2 separate regions of the Homo sapiens genome follow, and region 2 is linked to region 1. Evidence: read pairs that join two places in POLR2A ChIA-PET (ENCODE). Cell type or tissue: OCI-LY7. All regions are shown on one strand.

Region 1 (5,000 bases):
GGGAGGCTGAGGCAGGCAGATCATGAGGTCAGGAGTTCGAGACCAGCCCGGCCAACATAATGAAACCCCGTCTCTATTAAAAATACAAAAATTAGCCGGGTGTGGTGGCACGTGCCTGTAGTCCCAGCTACTCGGGAGGCTGAGGCAGCAGAATCGCTTGAAACCAGGAGGCGGAGGGTACAGTGAGCCAAGATCACGCCTCTACACTCCACCCTGGCGATAGAGTGAGACACTGTCTCAAAAAAAAAAAAAAAACAAAAAAAAAACAGGTGTATTTTTGGACAGAATACTACAAGACAGAAAAGGGTGAATTTTTAGGAAGACATTACAATCACAAATGTGTACACGTGTAACAACAGAGCTTCCACATACTCAAAACAAGAATTAAAATTAACAAGAGAGAAATCCACAGTCCTCTCCCCATAATTGATATAAGGAGGTAAAATGGTGGCCTGTGAAAAGCATAAAGACATGAGCATCAAAAAGTCACCTGGAGCCAGGTTCGGTGGCTCACGCCTGTAGTCCCAACACTTTGGGAGGCCAAGGCGGGCAGATCACTTGAGATCAGGAGTTTGAGACCAGCCTGGCCAACATGGTGAAACCCTGTCTCTACTAAAAATACAAAAATTAGCTGGGCATGGTTGGGTGCGGTGGCTCACACCTGTAATCCCAACACTTTGGGAGGCTGAGGCGGGTGGATCACGAGGTCAGGAGATCGAGACCATCCTGGCTAACACGGTGAAACCTCGTCTCTACTAAAGATACAAAAAAAAAAAAAATTAGCCAGGCATGGTGACGGGCACCTGTCTTCCCAGCTACTCGGGAGGCTGAGGCAGGAGAATGGCATGAACCCAGGAGGCAGAGCTTGCAGTGAGCTGAGATTGCGCCACCGCGCTCCAGCCTGGGTGACAGAGCGAGACTCCATCTCAAAAAAAATAAAAAAAAATAAAAAAAATTAGCCAGGCATGGTGGTGTGCACCTGTAATTCCAGCTACTAGGGAGGCTGAGGCAAGAGAATCACTTGAAGCCAGGAGGTGAAGGTTGCAGTGAGCTGAGATCGCGCCACTACGCTCCAGCCTGGGCGACAGAGCAAGACTCAGTCTCAAAAAAAAAAAAAACAAAACAACAAAACAACAACAACAACAAAAAGTCACTTGGGAAGTCTGTCTTCAGCCAACAGTGCCAGAGAAGGCCACACACTGGTGGCTGCAGGTGCCATTGGCACATGACCATCGGCCCACCTACCGCCTGTCCGGCTCCCCACAGGGCTCCACCCTTACCTCTATTTTGCTGGAAGTCCTTACCAACACCTGCATTTAACAAACAGCATGGGATCAGACTTGCAGGTCATCATAGCTTCCTATGAAGCTGTCTCTTGATGGAGAATGAAAATCATTCTCAGGGAGACATTCACAGGGAGGAGCAAAGGGGTGGGAGAAGCAGGACACAAATAGAAATGAAAACACTGTCACAAGCATGAGGTTGAGTCAGAACACACATGACAAGACATGACAATTTCAGTCACTTTAACTCCACTGCTCTGGCACGGGATGGACCCTGAGCTGCCCCGTCGGTTCACTTGAACTCCACTGCTCCCGCATGGGACGGAGCCTGAGCTGCCCTGTTGGTTCACTTTAACTCCACTGCTCCGGCATGGGACGGACCCTGAGCTGCCCTGTCGGCTCACTTGAAATCCACTGCTCCAGCATGGGATGGACCCTGAGCTGCCCTGGCTGTAACCAAGCCCATCGGGCCATGTGGAGGCTGCTGTCGTGTTGCTTTGTCATCATTTATGACAGCATGGCAGTGTCCTCACACTCGCAAAGGGCGAGGGAGTCAGAGGGTGCCTCTTCCACAGGTGCAAAACAGCACAGGAAGAGCCTGGGGAACGCGGACGCAATTTAAGACTTGGGGTGAGCATCAGAGGCCAGCCACGTGCTTGGCACCCGGGCTTGTGCCTCCTCCCAGAGCCCTCTTAGGACACCTGGACAGTTTCCCTAAGAAATCTTGACTCAGAGGGCCGGGCGTGGTGGCTCACACCTGTAATCCCAGCACTGTAGGAGGCCAAGGCAGGCAGATCACTTGAGGTCAGGCGTTTGACACCTGCCTGGCCAACAAGGTGAAACCCTGTCTCTACAAAAAAAATACAAAAATTAGCCAGGCATGGTGGCATACGTTTGTAATCCCAGCTATCAGGGGACCACTTGAAATCAGGAAGCAGAGGTTGCAGTGAGCTGAGACCATGCCACTGCACTCCAGCCTGGGCAACAGAATGAGACTGTCTCAAAACAAAACAAAACAAAAAGAAATCTTCACTCAGAACTTCACTTTCGCCCCGGTGCTGACCCTGACAAGATTCTATCCAACCGCCACCCACTACTGGCATTGCCAGGAATAGTTTCAAGAATTTACGGGACTGTCGCCCTTACAAATGTGCCATGTACAGCACTGGGCTGTCCCCAGGATGCCCCTCCATACACAAGGACACAAGCCTTCCAGGTGGAAGAGAGCAAGGACTCGGGCGGGAGGCGCTGGGCTGTGGAGTCACGACTCACCTTCTCCAAATCGTCCTTCAGACGAGTTTCATGCTGCAACTTCCCATACAAATTTCTATTTTCTATTTTTAGGAGTTCAATTTCTTCTTTGAGCTCAGTCTGAAGAAGCGAAAGTTGCACCTTGTGCTCAGTTTCCAGACCCAAGACTCTGGCTGCCCGCTCTGTGTCGGCCTCCAAGTCCCCGTCCTGCACACCCTGGAGATGCACCCAGGGAAGCTCTGTGTGGAAAAGGAGCAGGGAAGACAGTCAGGCCGGTGCCGGCCCTCGATGGAGCCCACAGTCCGCACAGGCAGAACGGCAACCTATAAATGCTTCTGACAGCAGACACTGTGGATTTTCAAGCTCTGTGCTGACTCAGTGATGAAAGCAGGCATGGCTCTCTCAAGTCTCCCCTCCCTTTCGGGACACCTCCATGCTGCCCCAGCACAGTGCCGTCCCGAGTCACAGGGATGTCCTGGGCCCACACGACAGCCACACGACCCGCCCAGGCTACTCCTTCAGGTCAGGTGTGACATGTGACCCTCCATGAGTTCCTGAGTGAGCCTCATGCCTGTGACCAGATGTGGGCACACATGTGTCACCCAGGGTCTATGAGGCAGCCACAAGGACAGGGCCTGAGCTCAGGGGCCTGCCAGGGTTCCTGTCCCAGCACCTCCCCCTGCTGTTCTGTGCCCAGGCACGCTACCCCCACTGGCCCATCTCTTCTTCTGCAGAAGAGGAAAAAAGCAGAAGGGACTAGGTGCTGGCCAGGCACCAGTGGTGCCAACGACCATGGGCATCAAGGGGTGGCTGTGGGGACAATTGTGGTGCAGGGCAGGCAGGAGTGAGGACCAGATGCAGGCGCCGCTGCACCACCCCCAGCTTGAAGGAGGCCCAGGCAGGCCCAGGCTTCTCTCAACTTGGCCACAGCCCAGAATGGAGTCAGACCACACACCTCCCAGCAGGACCCGCGGCCTCAGCCCCTCACCCCCACCATGGACGGCAGCCCCACCATCAGCACAGTCCACGCCAGTGGCCAGGGCCGCCTGCCCCTCCTGGAACCCGTCAGTGGCCACTGTCCGGCGCCATGGGACCGCGACTCTGGGATGACTGCAGTTTCCTCTCCGTCACCTTCTGACCCCACAGCCCTGTGCCCCGTGCCCTGCCTGGACATCCCACAACCTTAGTCTGACTAGGCGAGCTGGGGTACCTGGGCCTGCTGGGAGCAGAGCAGGATCCTGGAAAAGCCTCCCCTGGGCCCAGTGGACACACATTCTCCCTCCAGAGGTGAATGGTCACCATGTCCATCCAGCAATCCCCATGACCCCCAGGGTGGCTGCCCAGGTCAGACCTGCCCTGCTGGGGCGCTGGCCCAGGACACGCACTCCTGCCCAGCCAGTGACCCCGCCTCTAACGCCAAACCCTCATCAGGACACACTCTGTTGAGGTGTCAGCCCCAGAAGAAGAGGTCGGAGCACTCAGCTGCTTCACGGAGGACTTGGATCGAACCCAGGCACCCAGGCTCCCCGAGAACGTCCCCCAGACCCGGGACCTGCCGACACCATGGCGAGGCGGGAGGGGCCCACCTTGGCTGTGCCCTTCAGAGGGTTCCAGACGCCACTCGTGTCCCAATGCTGAAGTCTCTACGCAGCATCTGTCTGAGACATGCCCCTCGTGCTGGATGCAGAGGGGAGACTCCAGCGCTTCCAGCTGGTGCCTGTGGCTTTCTTCTAACTCCGCCTGGAAGCGTGGCAGGCTCTCCTACAGAGAAACCACGTGGGACAAGCACGTTAGTGAGCCAAGCTACCTCGCTCGCAGCTATAACCCTCAAAGGTGTTTCCTGCTATGCACAAAGAAAACTCAAACCTCACTAGGTTCATGAGACCACACGCTGCGCCCTGGTGAACCCCGCCAGCCCACTGGCGTGCTCACATGCTCTCCCGCCCACACCCGTCTCTCAGTCAGGCCTCCGGAAGACATACAAGAATTGGTGGCACTGACAGGGACTGGTGCTCCTCAGGGCGGCAGGGCCCTGGACCGGGCAGACCTCTCCTCAATTCTCTCAGCAGCAAGGTCGGTAGGGCACGTGCCCCTCGCGTCTCCCCTGGTGGCCTCACATCTCAGGGCTGGGCTCTCAAGGCCAGCCTCCTGTGACCACTGCCCACTAACAGCTGGGTCCTCGTCACACCCACGCGCAGAGGCAGGGGTTGGCTCTCAGGTGATACACGAATGCCTGGTGGGGCTACCCACCCCAGCCCTTCCTGGGTTCTCTCTGGTGCAAGGCCTGCTCGTGGGAAGGTCCTGGCTGCCTGTTCCAGCCGGGCCCTTGCCCTTCTCTGGCATTTCCCCCATAGCCTCTTGTGCAGCAAATTCTGTGTTGGGGTCCGCTTTGCAGGGAACTCAAACTGGCACACAGCCCGCTGCCACCCTGCCTGGACACCCTGTGGCCTCCAGCAGGCCCAGGGA
Region 2 (5,000 bases), 230 kb before region 1:
GACCTCAGATTGTCTGTTTGTGCTCTTTCAGACTTTTTGATGTAGGTGTTCAGGGCTATGAACTTTCCTCTTAGCACCATCTTTGCTGTGTCCCAGTGGTTTTGATAGGTTGTGTCACTATCGTCGTTCAGTTGAAGAATTTTTTAAATTTCCATCTTGATTTCATTTTTGACCCAATGATCATTCAGGAGCAAATTATTTAATTCCATGTATTTGCATGGTTTTGAAGGTTCCTTTTGGAATTGATTTCCATTTTTATTCCACTGTGGTCTGAGAGAGTGCTTGATATAATTTCAATTTTCTTAAATTTATTGAGGCTCATTTTGCGACCTGTCATATGGTCTATCTTGGAGAAAGTTCCACGTGCTGAATAGAATGTATATTTTTTGGTTGCTGGATGAAATGTTCTGTATATATCTGTTAAGTCCATTTGTTCCAGGGTATAGTTTAAATCCACTGTTTCTTTGTAGACTTTCTGTCTTGATGACCTGTTCAGTGCTGTCAGTGGGGTATTAAAGTCCCCCACTATTATTATATTATTTTTTTGAGACGGAGTCTCACTCTGTCACCCAGGCTGGAGTGCAGTGGTGCAATCTTGGCTCACTGCAAGCTCTGCTTCCCGGGTTCACACCATTCTCCTGCCTCAGCCTCCCGAGTAGCTGGGACTACAGGCGCCCGCAACTGCACCTGGTTAATTTTTTTGTATTTTTAGTAGAGATGGGGTTTCACCATGGTCTCGATCTCCTGACCTCATGATCTGCCTTCCCCGGCCTCCCAAAGTGCTGGGATTACAGGCGTGAGCCACCATGCCCAGCCTGTCCCCCACTATTATTGTGTTGCTGTCTATCTCATTTCTTAGGTCTATTAGTAATTGCTTTATAAATTTGGGAGCTCCAGTGTTAGGTGCATATATGTTTAGGATTGTGATATTTTCCTGTTGGGCAAGGCCTTTTATCATTATATAATGTCCCTCTTTGTCTTTTTAAACTGCTGTTGCTTTAAAGTTTGTTTTGTCTGTTATATGAATAGCTACTCCTGCTAACTTTTGGTGTCCATTTGCATGAAATGTCTTTTCCACCTGTGTACCTTAAGTTTCTGCAAGTTCTTTTAAGTGGAGCATTTAGGCCATTTATATTCAATGTTAGTATTGAGATGTGAGGCACCATTCCATTCATTATGCTATATGTTGCTGTATACCTTGGCTTATTGTTTTTGTTTTTGTTTTTTAAATTATATTTTTGTTTTATAGGTCTTGTGAGATTTATGCTTTAAAGACGTTCCGTTTTGATGTTTTTCCAGGATTTGGTTCAAGATTTAGAGTTCCTTTTAGCAGTTCTTGTAGTGGTGGCTTGGTACAGGCAAATACTCTCAGCATTTGTCTGAAAAAGACTGTGTCTTTCCTTCATATATGAAGTTTACTTTTGCTGAATACAAAATTCTTGGCTGATAATTGTTTTGTTTGAGGAGACTGAAGATAGTGCCCCAATCCCTTCTAGCTTGTAGGGTTTCTGCTGAGAAATCTGCTATTAATATAATAGGTTTTCCTTTATAGGTTACCTGGTGCTTTTGTCTCACAGCTCTTAAGATTCTTTCCTTCGCCTTAACTTTAGATAACCTGATTACATTGTGCTTAGGCAATGATATTTTTGTGATTCATTTCCCAGGTGTTCTTTGTGCTTCTTGTATTTGGATGTCTAGGTCTTTAGCAAGGCTGGAGACATTTCCTTGATTATTCCCCCAAATATGTTTTCCAAACTTTTAGATTTCTCTTCTTCTTCGGGAACACTGATTATTCTTAGGTTTGGTCTTTTAACATAATCCCAGACTTCTTGGAGGTTTTGTTCATATTTTCTTATTCTTTTTTCTTTGTCTCTGTTGGATTGGGTTAATTCAAAGATCTTGTCTTTGAGCTCTGAATTTCTTTCTTCTACTTGTTTAATTCTACTGCTGAGACTTTCCAGAGCATTTTGCATTTCTATAAATGTGTCCATTGTTTCCTGTAGCTTTGATTGTTTTTTATTTATGCTATCTATTTCCTTGAATATTTCTCCCTTCACTTCTTATATCAGTTTTTGGATTTCCTTAGATTGGGCTTTGCCTTTCTCTGGTACCTCACTGATTAGCTTTATAACAAACCTCCTGAATTCTTTTTTGGGTAAATCAGGGATTTCTTCTTCGTTTGGGCCCATTGCTGGTGAGCTAGTGTGATTCTGGGGGGTGTTAAAGAACCTTGTTTTGTCATATTACCGGAGTTGGTTTTCTGGTTCCTTCTCACTTGGGTAGCCTCTCTCAGAGGGAAGGTCTAGAGCTGAAGGCTGTTGTTCAGATTCTTTTGTCCCATGGGATATTCCCTTGATGTAGTACTCTCCCCCTTTTCCTAATGATGTGGTTTCCTGAGAACCAAGCTATAGTGATTGTTATCTGTTTTCTGGATCTAGCCACCCAGCAAGTCAACCAGGCTCCAGGCTGATACTGGGGGTTGTCTGCACAGAGTCCTGTGATGTTAACTGTCTGTGGGTCTCTCAGCCATGTATATCAGAATCTGTTCCAGTGGAGGTGGCAGGGGGGTGAAATGGACTCTGTGAGGGCTCTTAGCTTTGGCGGTTTAATGCACTATTTTGTGCTGGTTGGCCTCCTGCCAAGAGGTGGCACTTTCCAGACAGCATCAGCTGTGGTAGTATGGGGAGGAACAGGCAGTGGGTGGGGCCCTAGAACTCCCAAGAGTATATGCCCTTTGTCTTCAGTTACCAGGGTGGGTAGGGAAGGACTATTGGGTGGGGGCAGGGCTAGGCATATCTGAGCTCAAGCTCTCCTCGGGCGGGTCTTGCTGTGGCTGAGTATTTAGGTTCTCTCCTGGGTCCTGCAGGAGCAATCGCTTCCTTCAAGGGGTCTGTGGGTCCTCTCAGGTTTCTTGATTTGTTCTTGCAGTTGTTCTGGAGGAAAAATTCATGATGCAAGTCTCCACATGCTGCTCTGAGTCAGAGCTGCAATCTAGTCCTACCTCCCATCCGCCATGATCCCTCTCAATCCAACATTCAGGCTTTAACCTGTCTTTGATTTGAAGGTCGCGTTACACCAGGGACCTGCCTCTACCTGCCTCCTGCTGCTATAAAGATAATCATGTGGGCTTTTTTATTCTATTGATATGGCATATATTAATTTTCAAATATTAAACCAATCTTGGATTCCTGGAATAAATTCCACTTGGTCTTAGTGTCCAATTCTTTTTATATGTTGCTGGATTTCATTTTAGTATTTTGTTGGATTTGTCTGTTCATATTCATAAGAGATACTGGTCTGTAGTTTTCTTGTGATGTTTGGTTTTGGTATCAGATAATACTGGCTTCATAAACTGAGTGTTCCCTCTTCAATTTTTAAGAATATTTTGTGAGGCTGGGCGCAGTGGCTCATGCCTGTAATCCCAGCACTTTGGGAGGCCGAGGCGGGTGGATCATGAGGTCAGGAGATCGAGACCATCCTGGCTAACACAGTGAAACCCCATCTCTACTAAAAATACAAAAAATTAGCTGGGCGTGGTGGTGCATGCCTGTAGTCCCTGTTAGGAGGCTGAGGCAGGAGAATGGTGTGAACCCGGGAGGTGGAGCTTGCAGTGAGCCAAGATTGTGCCACTGCACTCCATCCTGGGTGACAGAGCGAGACTCCATCTCAAGAAAAGAAAAGAAAAAAAAAAAAAAATATATATATATATATATATATATATATATATATATATATAGTGAAGATTTGATATTAATTTTTCTTCAAATATTTTTCAAATATTTAGTAAAATTTAGTGGTGAAGCCGTCTGGGTGGGTATGGTGTTTTACTGCTTATTCAGTATTTTTGCTTGTTATAAGTCTGTTCAGATTGCCTGATCTTAAGTGGGGTTTGGTAGTTTGTGTCTTTCTAGGAATGTATCCATTTCATCTAAGTTACCTAATGTATTGGCATGCGATTGTTCATACTACTTCTTTATCATCCTTTGTTATTTCTGTAAGATCTGTAGTAATGCCCTTTTTTATTTCTGATTCTAGTAATTTGAGTCTTCTCTTTTTTCTTAGCCTAGCTACAGTTTTGTTAATTTTTAAAAATCTTTTCAGTTTTTGGTTTTATTGTTTTTCTCTTGTGCTTTTCAATATCTGTTTCATTAATTTCCATTCTAATATTTATCTTTTCTTTCTTCTGCTTTCTTTAGGTTTAGTTTACTCTTCTTTTTCCAGGATAAAACTAGGTTAATGATTTGAAATTTTTCTTCTTTCTTATTATACGCATGTGCAGCTAGACATTTAACACTGCTTCAGCTTCATTCCATAAATTTTGATATGTTGTGTCTTCATTTTCATTTATGTCAGGGTATTTTTTTATTTCCCTTTTGTTTTCCTCTGATCCATTGGTTATTTAGTAGAGTGCTGCTCAATTTCCATATGCTTGGGAGTTTTCCAAATTTTTTCCTGTTGATTTCTGTCTTATTCCAATTTGTCCTGCTATAACAAAATACTTAAGACTGGGTATTTAATAATGAACAGAAATTTATTTAGCACAGCTCTGGAGGCTGGGAAATCGAAGAATGAGGGGGCAGCATCTGGCAGGACCCTTGTGCTGCATCATCCCATGGTGGGAGGTGGAAAGGCAAGAGAGAGCAAGGGGAGGCCAGACCTGCCCTTTTATAACAGTACTCCTCCTGTGATAATGAACACATTTCTGTGATAATGGCATTAACCCATTAATGAGCACATAACCCTCATGACCCAAACACCTCTTAAAGTTCCCACCTCCCGACACCTTCAAAATGGGAATTAACTTTTAGTATGAGTTTTGGAGTGAACAAAAATTCAAACTATATCAATTCCTAATTTCATTCTATTGTGTAGGAGAACATAATTTATGTATTATATCCTTTTAAATTTAGAGAGGTTTGCTTTATAGCCTAGCATATGGTGGTGTGTTCTAGAGAATGTTCTATGTGCAGTTGAGAAGAATGTATACTTTCTTGTTGTGT

The links. Peaks named below come from ENCODE experiments on the same cell type or tissue, not always from the same donor. Only the 100,000 strongest peaks of a DNase experiment are listed, where the experiment ranks them.
Region 2: POLR2A ChIA-PET joins it to region 1 with 5 read pairs; 2 of 35 experiments call an interaction of 5 or more read pairs at or near these places.

Annotation. Positions count from the first base shown.
Region 1 is chr21:46,354,747-46,359,746 of GRCh38, reverse strand. It overlaps PCNT (pericentrin), which reads right to left. Exons shown (of 47, transcript NM_006031.6): 12 at 4,121-4,295; 13 at 2,556-2,773. Among named protein-coding and RNA genes, the nearest start is that of PCNT, 33 kb to the right of the region's middle. RefSeq lists an enhancer at 2,845-2,924. In OCI-LY7, a CTCF peak has its summit at 3,152; DNase peaks (open chromatin) are centred at 2,076, 2,656 and 3,106; H3K4me3 peaks cover 1,670 bases; H3K27ac peaks cover 3,118 bases.
Region 2 is chr21:46,583,384-46,588,383 of GRCh38, reverse strand. It overlaps a transcript of DIP2A not described here. Among named protein-coding and RNA genes, the nearest start is that of S100B, 19 kb to the left of the region's middle. In OCI-LY7, CTCF peaks have their summits at 2,444 and 2,646 (motif pointing right); a DNase peak (open chromatin) is centred at 2,673; H3K4me3 peaks cover 790 bases; H3K27ac peaks cover 1,058 bases.